2 separate regions of the Mus musculus genome follow, and region 2 is linked to region 1. Evidence: chromatin loops called from intact Hi-C (ENCODE). Cell type or tissue: heart. All regions are shown on one strand. Each heading gives the region's core, and the rest is flanking DNA. Links, peaks and the distances in the headings are about the cores only.

Region 1 (5,769 bases), core at 551-5,550:
CACTGAAGCCTGATGGTGGCTTGTGGACACATGGAGATCAGACCCGAGGAATAACTTCTCCACCCAGTTCATGGTGAAATAGCTTCTTGCCAGTCTTTATCCCTTTACTGATGGAAGCAGCCATGGGAATTAGAGCCTGCAGTGGATTTTTTTTAGACCCTCTGTTGACTTCTGGAATGATGTAACTTTCTGCACCTAGGTTTTCTGTACTAGTCATAGATCTGCCTCACAGCCATGGTGTGAGCCTCAGAAATAGGCATCAATAGAGTGCTCCGAGGATGTTTAGGACCAAGGTACCGTGACAGCATATTTTCTGCTCATCCCACAAGTGTGTCATCTGTCTCTTCCTCTCTTTGACTCTTCTAAACCTACCTGCCCCAACATTCTCTCGTTGGTCCACCATCTTTTTCTTTCTGCTTAGCCATCCATTCCTATCTACTCCATGAAAACACGCTCCTCCGTGGTTTGCACTGTGGATTCTGTGCCGTGTCATCTGTCTTTGCCTTGGGGACTGTTTATGTGCCGTGGTTCAGTGTCTCAGCACACAGCCTATTGCAAGTGCACTTCACACAATAGAGCTGTGTTAGTTTCATTTCCCTTCATTCCTTCTGTTCTTCAAGATGGTGAGATGTACACGCATGACCTCGGGCATCTGCCAGATGTTGTCTACACTGAGATTTCTATGGTCAGTGTGCAGAGGGGCTTGTTCAATGGTGACATTTTGTCTCTGTCCACAGCTACCCCGGTGCTCAGCTGCGAAGCTGCAACGCAGACAGAAAGGAGGCTAGATCTCGCTACAGTGACTCTGAGGAGAGGCGCGAGGCCACGGGCATCAAGATGCAGACCCCGCTCTCTGATAGATTACAGGTCATACATAGACACGAAGCTGCTAGTGGCCAGGTTCCTGGAGCAGTCCTCCTGCAGCATGACTCCGGACATTCATGAACTTGTAGAGAACATAAAGTCTGTTCTGAAATCCGATGAGGGGCACATGGAAGAAGCCATCACGAGTGCCAGTTTCCTAGAGCAGGTACCACTTCGCACAGCCCCAGGCTTGCTTCCAGTAATCGGTGTCACTACTCATCGGAGGCAGAGAGAGAGTCCATGGTCAGTCTCCAGAGACCTGGAGGAGGAGGGGGTTATGTCCTCAGAGAGGAAACTAGAGAGCTTTCTTTCTGGGCTTCATCACTTTCCCACAGTGCTCTTGACCCAAGGGAAGAGAACCTCACTTTCTGGGCAGTGAAATATGCCTGGTAAAAAGCAAAGGATCTGGGCACTGTGGGGTTTACCATGCATATGAGTTCCTGAATGGGAGCTTGCCCGGGATGTGGTGTTTTCTCGGCTCTTGAAAATGATGGCAGACTGAAGCTCATGACTGGCAAGGGTCTAGGAGCTGTTCCCATGCCCAGTGAGTTGCTGGGCTACACAAGTTGGCCGATGGGACTTAGAGCAGTGGTTCTCACCCTTCCTAACGCCGCAGCCCTTTCATACAGTTCTTCATGTTGTGATGACCCTCCCCTTCCCCCACCATAACATTATTTTTTTTTTGCTACTTCATAATTGTAATTTTGCCTCTGTTATGAATGGTAATGTAATTATCTGTGTTTTCTAATGGTCTTAGATGACCCCTGAGAAAGAATCATTTGACCACCCCAAAGGGGTCTCAACCCATAGGTTGAGAACCACTGAATTAGAGGACCAAATAGCTTTCTCTCCATAGATTAAAAAAGTAAAAGGTGCCCTAAACTGAAGCCACTTTGGTAAAAGACCAAACTGGGCGTACATGGAGTCCATTTGGGCCTTGGGTTTCTCATCATTAAATGGAAGGGTTGGGCTAGGTAGTCTCCACCCCTGCGTCCCCAGAGAAGTAGAATTTCCTCCCAGCCAGAACTTCCTCTTTACCCATTTGAGAGCTGTTGTTACCGCTTGGCTGTTAATTCATTCTCCTGGGTCAGTGGAGTGGATGCTGTAGATGGTCTACCATAGTGCCTTGTGTTACCTGTTCTGAAACAGTGGCTTCCACTTGATTGTCCTGTGAGGCTTGGTGGCAGTGAGACTCCTGATTCTTTCCCACTGACAAAGTCACACACCATAGTGACATGACAGTTCAGCTTTCCACAGATCCTCCCTCGTCAGGCCTATCTGGGTGAGAACTATTCTATAGCACTGTAGTTTTGAGAAGTGAAGTGCTACTGTCCCGTGTTTAAGGTTATAGGACTCATTAAAGACAGGTCTGTAGAGCGTTCACACATAAAGTGTCCTGCTTCTTTACGCTGATTAGCCACGGGGTTAGCAGAGCTACCTGAAGCATCATTGCTTTTAATTAGCATTTTATAAATCTGATCCAGAACAGTGGTTCTGTGTCGGTTCTACCTGCTTCTTGTTAAAACTCCCCAGCTTGGAGCTGGGGAGATGGCTCAGTGGGTAAAATGTTTGCTGTGTAGGCATGAGGACCAAGAGCAGATTCTCAGTACCTATATAAAAACAAGGCACCGTGGCACCAGCCTGCAACTCTGGTGGATCCTGGTGGCTCCCAGTCTAACCATTGTGGCTAGCATCAATTGCAGTGAGAGACTCTCTCTAAAAACTAAGGTGGAGAGTGATAGAGGAAGATACTGAATGCAACTCCGAGACTACACATTCACACCCAATCGAGTGTACTGCATACAATAAGATCCACCAATGGTTGCAAGAGGGCGGGTCAAAAGGCCAGCGCTAGTGAGGCTAACATCTTCCCTTCTCCTCTTCTTTTCCCAAAGATAATGGCCCCGTCACAGCCCAGCACATCCCAGGCCCAGGAGTTGAGCTGGAGGAGACAGCCCGGCCTGCTGCACCTGCGCAGCTGTGGAGATCTAAGCACCTTCTCTCTGACAGCAAGGCCGAGAGCCGAGAGGAGGCCCCAGCAGCGAGCGGAGGCTGAGCGGCCACACAGCCTTATTGGTGTCATTCGAGAGACTGTCCTGTGAACTGAGTGACATGGAAGGATGTCCCTCCTCAGTGCTGTTTACTGTCTGGGAGCCAGGGGCACCCCTCCCCCTCCCCCCACTGGGAACCCCTCAACCGGGTTCCTGGGGTGGGCACTTATTCCTGTTCTTTGGCTCCCTTTTTTTGCTGACGAGGGCACTCAGGTGAACTCGGGTGAAGTACGTTCTTCCTGGCCCTTCCAGTCTGTGTGTTCCTGGTTGGAGAAGAAGGCAGGGAGGGCTCCTTTGTCTGCTGGGTCTCACAGTATCCCCAAGGGGTGCACACTGGGTGAGCAGAAAGCAGGCTCCCTAGCCTTTGCCTGCCTCACCCCTCATGGCTCTTGTTGTTGCCAAGTTCATTCCCTTGCTGTAAGGGGAGAGCTGCCGGGCTATTTATAGCAGCCTGCCGCCTCTGGCTGCTCAGTGAGAGGAATTGGCAGGAGACATGATGGTTAACACCATGTGACTCCAGTCTTCCAGCCTCCTTTAGGTTACCCTCAATCCCTTCCTCTTTAGGAAAAGCAGCAGACCAGCTAAGCGGTGTTTTGTTTTCTTTTCTTTTGTTTTGTTTTTAAATGAAGGACGTTAAGGGTGAGCACTATGGTTGAGTCCATTCCTTCATGCTTGCAAACTAGAAGACAGAACAGAGAATAAAGCGCTGGCGTTGGAAAGTCTGGACTCCATGTGTAGTGTTTGTGTGATCTCAAATGACCAGGCCTTAACTCATGGAGGGTGAATTTTGGGCTGTGGTGGCCAGGGTGCCCCTCTAGGCCACCAAACTAAGTTCATTTCCACAGTTCCAGAGCCCCATAGATAACAATGCATCAGGCAAATCCTGGGCTGAATTTAACAGGTTAGCCTGAATGGCTCTGTGGACCTGCATTCTAGTGGGGTATAAAGAGAAAGTCAGTAAAGCAATTACTGATAGTACTGATGCTAAGAAGTAAGGGGGTGGTCAGGGAGGGCTTCTCTGAGGAAACGACATTTGATCTTGACCTTGACTTTGAGGACCAGGGGAGACTATTCGAGACAGAGACAGAGGCCAGGCATACTAGTGATCACAGAATCGTTTTTGAAGGAGAGGTGGACGGAAGCCTGGCTAGCTGCAACCTATGTTAACGGTGAGATACCACGGAAATTTCTAACACAAACAAGATAAACTTAATCCTATTTCGAAATGATCACTGTGCTGGTGGGAAAGTGGTTAATTTAAATGGGAGAGGAGGCAAGGAAATGGACTAAGGCTGCCTGGGGCGGTGAGCGCTGGTTTTATTGGGCCCCGCCTTAGTACTATGATGAGGGTATTAAATTCTCATCTGGTGCTCATCACAGCCTATTTAGTGGGAGCTGCTATTTTCTCCATTTTATAGGATAATGATATTTCACAACTTGTCCAAGATCACACAGAAACCAAGGGGTAGAGCTGACATTCACACCCAAGTGGCCAGACTCGGGAACCTCTCTGTGTCCAGCTTCTCAGGTGGTAGTATTTGTGTTCCCGGTTGCGGAGCATCCTGCATCGTTCATGGGACCATAGCCTCCCCTGACTCTATCAACCATTCATATTAGAGTGGCCTCAGGGGTCACTGAGCTGTCCTGGAAAGTGGGCTTTGGAAACGTTGAGAAACGAAGGGCCGTGAGCAAGCTGGGTCTGGCTGAGTGCCTGAGTGAGGTGCATTAGGGGCCTCCTTCCCCAAGGGCGGTTTCTGTTGTTACCACCTCCGCTCCATCCTGAATGAGAGACACCTCTTCTGGCCTCTCTAAAAGTCCTCATTGTCACCATGTAGCTTTGCACCACAGCCTGGGCTGCTGCCCAAGGTCAAACCTGCTTTCTCTGTGAGTCACTGTGTATCACAAACCTCTGCTCTCACCGCTGGTCACTCACAGGGTAGACTGCCCAGGAACCGGGTCGGTCTTGCCACGTCCCTTGGCATTCTCTTCAGCCGCCTTTTTCAGGGGGAGGGCTAGGAATTCTCAGCCTACCAAGGGCTTCTCCCCATAGTTTGTAAGAGAAAGTACTGGCCACATCTCTGTGTGTGGCTAGACTTTTCATACCCTCTGCCCATAGCTGCAGCTCTTTCCAATCTCTTTCCCGACTCCCTTGCTGGTTGCCTTGGACCACTGAGTGTATAGCATGCCTTGAAGGCTCAGGGCAGATGGCTGGGTATCAGAAGTGTGAACCTTTGAGGCATGGTACAGAGATGCCCCCGTGTGTCCTGAGGACAGGGTGGTTGACAGACATAAGCCAGCAAGGAAAGACATGACACCTGAGGGCACCACCCAAAGGGCAGCAGGTGGTAGGGGGGCTGCCTCAGTTTATTAGAATTGCCTCTGCAGGGTCAAAATGTCTCATGGAAGTCTAGAACCTGAATGTGTTGGCGAAGGGTCCAATCTCTTCCTTGACCTCCACCCTCTTTGTAATATTGCAATATTGATGATACTACCGTATTTTATGAGTGTTTATCTCATGAGGCACTTAGAAATAATACCATTCATCCCCCCCGCCCCCCCCCGCCCCGTGTGTGTAAATATTCTCAAATGCCAAAGTATTAAAAGTGTGGCATGCATATACATAGGTTAACTGAGTATATATAGGGCAGGCTGTTTTTCATTAAAACACCACAGGGATCCACGGTCCAGAGGTAGAGACAAAGGATTTCAAGTGTGACATCAGAATGATAACAGCATTGATTACTGAGCAGAGAAATATTTGAAGTAAGTCTTCACTAGCAAAGTGAATGTCACTCAGGATATCTGGATGCCTAGAGCCTTGTACAGTTATTGTTGGCCCTGCTTCAGTTGAGTA
Region 2 (5,769 bases), core at 291-5,290, 140 kb before region 1:
GTATAAACCGTAAAGTCACCCCTGAGCTAGAAAATAGTTAAAGTCTTTAATCTCCATGAGAATCCTCCTCTTTAAACAGTATATTTTTGTCTCTTCTTTCTGAAACCAAACCTACTTCAGCCCTAACACCAAAATGGTGAGGTTCAAGAAGGGAGACAGCGTGGGCCTCCGGTTGGCTGGTGGAAACGACGTTGGGATATTTGTGGCTGGCATTCAGGAGGGCACCTCCGCAGAGCAGGAGGGCCTGCAAGAAGGAGACCAGATTCTGAAGGTAAGGAAGCCCCGCCTTACAAGGGGCTTTGATGGATGTTTTTCAGTTTAGGGGTTTTTCTTTATATCTATGTGTGTACACACACAGAGAGACTTTGGTGGAAATTCCACAAGGCATTAACCGGGGGTCTGGTAAGCATTTCTGTGCCAAAAGCAGAGGGCAGAAGAAGTTGCAGAATCATCCAGGGAATCAGACCTCAAGGCAGAAGAGTGTGCCCGCTCTCTGCCCCTGCTCTCTGCACTCTGCTGATATGGTCCAGAGTGGGAGGTCCCAAGCCTTGCTCATTAGCATTGCTAAGCTTTCCAGTGAAATTCTGGGACCTTCTTTGGGTCCTGGGAGGGCCCAGGAAGACGACCCGAGTGAACCTTGAGGCAGCACATGATCGTAGGACATCTTTTCAGCTTCCCATGCTACTCATGAAAATCTTTTCAAATGCCAGCCCATACTAATTTGTACTCAGCGAATGTACAAATGAAGAGAAAGCGTGCTTTTGGCTACTGGGAAGCCAGAGGTTTAGAGCCTTGCTCATTAAAGTTGGAGAATAAGATAGATTTCTCTTGTGGAAGGGACAGTACATGTGAGTTTTATGAAAGAGAAGTAGAGAATTCACCTAGGGTTTCAGACACCCAATTTCTGTATAAAACAAAGACAAGGAGAATTGCTTCCATAGTCAGAACTTTCCTAGAAAGGTGGTTTTGTTTTGTTTTGGGCCATCACCATGGTGACCAGGAAGATGCTGGTGGCCGCTGACTTCTTTTGCAGTAGTCCTCGGTAGAGGTCAGGCAACAGGTGGCCTTGCTAATCACTCAAGCTGACTGTAAAAAAGTCGTCTTTTTTTTTTTTTTTTTTTGGTAAAAGGCTGAGAAATATTGATCTCCCCTAGCTGGGCAGAGAGGCAGCTGCAGCACAGTGAGCGGGAGCTGATACCAAATCCTCCCCAGGCTCCCAGCACACCCAGCCCGGCCCTTCGCACTGCGCTCAGATAATGAAAGGCGATATTTGTGTGTTGGGAAGGACCGAACAGTCTGACCTTGAAGTACAGGAACACTGGCCTATTTCCACTGTAGTGTGTCAGCCTGAAGACACGAAGGGAACTGTTAGCATAGCCTGGCCACTTTCTTTTTGTTGGTGGCTTTTTGAGAATGCCTCTGCCTTTCGTAGGTAAGGCCTTATGTGTATAGTTCGCTGTACTGCCGCTGAACCCAGCGGGTCTTACAGATAACAGAAACATGACTGCTTTGATTTTTATTTCCTTTCCCCTGCTTATTTTAACTGCTTCTTTGTTATTTATATGATGTGGCTGGTATTTCTCTTTCAAAATCTGTTTTGGAATGGAAAAGACAGTAACAAAACCAAACTCATTTGTGGGGGGTGGTTGTTAAGTCACATGGATTTTAAAAACTACATCTCATTTGTGTGTGTGTGTGTGTGTGTGTAGTGGGGGTGGGGGTAGCAAGAGGAACACTTGTGCCATGTCATGCATTGGATGTCAGAGGACAACTTTTGGGAGTCATTTCTCTCTACCACATGGATCTTAGGGGTCAAACTCAGGTCATCAAGTTTGGTGGCAAGTGCCTTAATGTTAGCATTGAGCCAAATCGCTGGCCCCGGGTTTTAAAATATAGCTTGCAAAGTATGTTTTAATTTTGACAATTATAGCTTTGTTCCTAACAGAAGGTCATAGAAATGGAGGGACCCCTGAAGCCCTGTGTGCCCTTTTATGTTTAAATAAACAGATAAATATGAGCATTTACAGTGTACATAGAAAGCATTCATAGATGCAGATGAGGCTACACAGATGACACAAGAGAGGGTTAGACAGCAAAGTTCTGTGACCTCTGTTTGGGGACAGAGGCAAGAATGGCAGCATCTTACATGGTAACATTGTTTCACAGAGGAGCTGATTGCCTTTGCAAATCACTTTCCTCTTTATTTTCTGCTCCCTTTTCCATGATGATCCCTGAGCCTTGCCCAGAGGGGATCTAGTACAGATGTTCCATGTAGAGCTGAGTGCTCCACACTCTTCAGGCTGAGTGCTCCACACTCTTCAGGCTGAGTGCCCCACACTCTCTTACTTTCTATATGTTTACAGGTTGTGGGTCTTTTAATTAGTCATTATTGACTGCATAAAGAAACTTCTTGGAGTCAGGTATGGTAGGCTAGGATATGCCTTTAACCTAGCACACTAGGAGTCAGAGACAAGAGAGATCTCTGAGTTCAAGACCAGCCTGGTCTGCAAATCGAGTTACAGGACAGCTAGAGGTACACAGAGAAATCTTGTTTTGGAAAAAAAGAAAAAAGAAACTTTTCTGTCTGGTGTTAAGTGGTATACTAATCTATAGGTATAAGAATAAGAACTTAGGGGGCTGGTGAGATGGCTCAGTGGGTAAGAGCACCCGAATGCTCTTCCAAAGGTCCAGAGTTCAAATCTCAGCAACCACATGGTGGTTCACAACCATCCATAACGAGATCTGACTCCCTCTTCTGGAGTGTCTGAAGACAGCTACAATGTACTTACATATAATAAATAAATAAATCTTTAAAAAAAAAAAGAATAAGAACTTAGTGGTCAGTTTATTACTATTTCCATTTAGCAGAATTTAGCACTAAGTTCTCCCATGACAGAGTCGGCCATAGGCTTTAGCCAAGTTAAGAGTATCAGATTGGTTTCTGAATCCCACCAGAACCTGTGCCGGTTTCTACCAGTGGGCCTGGGTGCCAGCAAGTTATCACTGTAGGGTTTCTTGATGGCTTTTCTCCACTGGTAGCATGCAGTGAACCCTCCAGCACGCTGAAAACTTTTAGCTGATAGAGAATACATCTTCCAGCATAGTACATGACTGATTTCCCTGTAGCCCATGACTCGAGTATGTTCCACCTTCAGTAGTAGGATCTTACCGTCATGTTATTGACTATATTAAAGACCTCAAATCTTCTAAAGCTAATTAAACATATTCAGACAAGTATCTAGGCACAAAATAAACACAAAAATCATTAGCCTTTTATATATCAACAACAGACATAACCAATAAGAAACAAGGGAAACAATCCCATTTACCATGGCCTAAAGAAAAAAAAAATCATGAGATGAATCTAACAAAGAAGGTAAAGACTTGTACAATGAAAAATTTAATACACCAAAGAAAGGATATTGAAGATAACACAAGATAGAAAGGTCTTCCATGTTCGTGGGTTGGCAGTGTTAATATTGTATAAATGGCCATCCTACCAAAAGTAATCTCTAGATTCAACCAATCCCCATCAAAATTCCAGTGTAAATTCTTTTTTTTTTTTTTTTTTTTTTTTTTTTTGAGACAGGGTTTCTCTATGTAGTCCTGGCTGTCCTGGAACTCACTCTGTAGACCAGGCTGGCCTCAAACTCAGAAATCCTCCTGCCTCTGCCTCCCAAGTGCTGGGATTAAAGGTGTGCGCCACCACTGTGGGGCTCAGTGTAAATTCTTAACAGAAACTGGGGACGGGATGTGTCTCAAAAGTCATATGAAATCACAAAAGACCCATGATCGCTGATACAATCCTGGAGAACAAAAACATTACCGGAGGGGTCACTGTCTCTGATTCCAAGTTATCCTGCAGAGCTGTGGTAGTAACACCAGCATGATGGTGGCAGAAAAGAGACACATTGACCAGCGGAATAGAATTGAAAACCCAGGTAAGCCCACAAGTGTTGAAAGCCCAGAAATACATACTGGAGAAAAGACAGCGTCTTCAACAAACAGTGCTGGTCAAACCGGTTGTACAAGAATGAAGACGGATCATCCTCCCTCTTCACAAGATTCAATTCCCCGGTGAATCAAGGATCTCAATATACAACCTGAGACCCGAATCTGGCAGAGAAGGATGTAGAGGACATGGTACCACTTACAGGCCCAGGAAAGGACTCTGAACAGGATCCCCGTAGCCCAGGCATAACACCAGCAGTTGACACACGGAATCTCATGGTACTAAGAAGCTTCAGAGGCTCCAGACAGAACACCGTCGTTTGAGTGACAAGGCCACTTACAGCAGGGGAGGAGTCTTTAGGGAGCGCTGGTGTCTGGAATATACTTCAGAAAGAAGTAAATACTAAGAAAATAAAGGTTTAATTGAAAACCAAGCAGGAGGGCTGCAAAGGTGGCTCAGAGTTGAGTCTGCTCTTCCAGAGAACCTGCGTCTGATTTCCAGCCCCCGCGTGGTAGCTCACAACCATCTGGAACTTCAGTTCCAGGGCATCCAGTGCCCCTATCTGACCTTTGTGGTCAGAAAGACACACATGTGATGCAAAGAGGTAGAAGCAAGCAAAGCACTCTACACATAGTAAATATTTTTGATATGTTGGGGCCTGAAACTAAATAGAACCTTCAATAGAAGAAATGCCAATGGACAAGAATCCCCCCCCCCCAAATATTCAACATCTTTAGCCATCAGGAAAGTGTGAATTAAAAGTACTTCCTGGCTTTCTAAGTTATCTTACAGCATCCTTCCCTAGTGTCCCCCCTCCAGGCATTGTGGGATAGATGCTGTTGACTCTTTGTTAGAAGGATGTATGGACCAGCAGCTTAATGATACAGGGGCCCCTTGCTCTTCCATGTCAGACTAATGCACCCGATTTCACAAACACATGTTAAATGTTTTTCTTTGTTTTTGAAACAGAATCCCACTGATCTTGAACTCATAATCAACTTGCCTCAGCCAAAAACATTGGGATTAGTGTCAATGGTTAGATAGCTTTTGAGAGATGAGGGTTACAAGAGAAAGGTTGAATTGAACTGTGAATGTGCCTTCAAGGTTTTATTGGAATTAATGTTCAAGAAATAGGGTTCCAGATCTGCTTATTATAGACCCCACCGTTCGGCATTGGTTATAGTTATCTGTTTATTACTTACTTTGGGAGACTTAAAAAAAGAAGGGAGTCAGACAGAATGACAAATCCTAATCGATTCAGTGACAAATTCTTCATTTGAAGGACTGTAAGGTGTGATGCCATGTAGAGACCTGAAGAAGGAAGGTAGGGCAATATTTGTAGTTGCCTGGGCTTATTTACTGGGTCCAGGTCACCTGCTATGGCTTCGGGGAATTAAATTAAGTCTATTGGAGGGGCCAAATCAAGACTGAGGCTGTGACAATTTTGTTGAGAGCAATCAGAGTTTTTATACCCTTACCAGAAACAGAATATAGTGGCAGTTGCCAGGATTAATACAATTGTCGTTGCCAGGATACAGTGAAGTTTACAAGCTGTACGGGGTACACAAGATTAATGTCTAAGACCAGTTGTCCTGTCCAACTTCCATGTTTCCTTGACTTGCAAGGGAACAGGCAGAGAAACACAAAGTGGCCTGAATGCTTTACTGTCTGAGGGAGTGCACCAGTCTCTCAGGAACTGGAAGACATATTGTATCCCAGGAGCCATGGACTCTAACCTGGAAAACCTATGACACGTGCCTCTCAAGGCAGCTAGGGCAAGCCAACTTAGGGTTCCTGCGAGTGCTCGAATAGTGGAG

Evidence for each region. A loop is a pair of places that touch in the nucleus more often than their neighbours do. Peaks named below come from ENCODE experiments on the same cell type or tissue, not always from the same donor. Only the 100,000 strongest peaks of a DNase experiment are listed, where the experiment ranks them.
Region 2: a loop joins it to region 1, with 2.3 times the contacts of the local background. A loop is called at or near these places in 6 of 42 quality-filtered maps.

The regions. Positions count from the first base shown.
Region 1 is chr19:23,970,622-23,976,390 of GRCm38, reverse strand. Fam189a2 (family with sequence similarity 189, member A2) reads left to right here. Exons shown (of 11, transcript NM_001114174.1): 10 at 738-1,030; 11 at 2,760-3,641. The coding sequence ends at 2,966. Among named protein-coding and RNA genes, the nearest start is that of Gm34076, 56 kb to the right of the region's middle. In heart, for the core only: no CTCF peak of the experiment used is centred there; DNase peaks (open chromatin) are centred at 3,360 and 4,720; H3K4me3 peaks cover 718 bases; H3K27ac peaks cover 2,596 bases.
Region 2 is chr19:24,114,447-24,120,215 of GRCm38, reverse strand. It overlaps Tjp2 (tight junction protein 2), which reads left to right. Exons shown (of 24, transcript NM_001376368.1): 12 at 121-271. Among named protein-coding and RNA genes, the nearest start is that of Gm41824, 36 kb to the right of the region's middle. In heart, for the core only: no CTCF peak of the experiment used is centred there; no DNase peak of the experiment used is centred there; H3K27ac peaks cover 615 bases.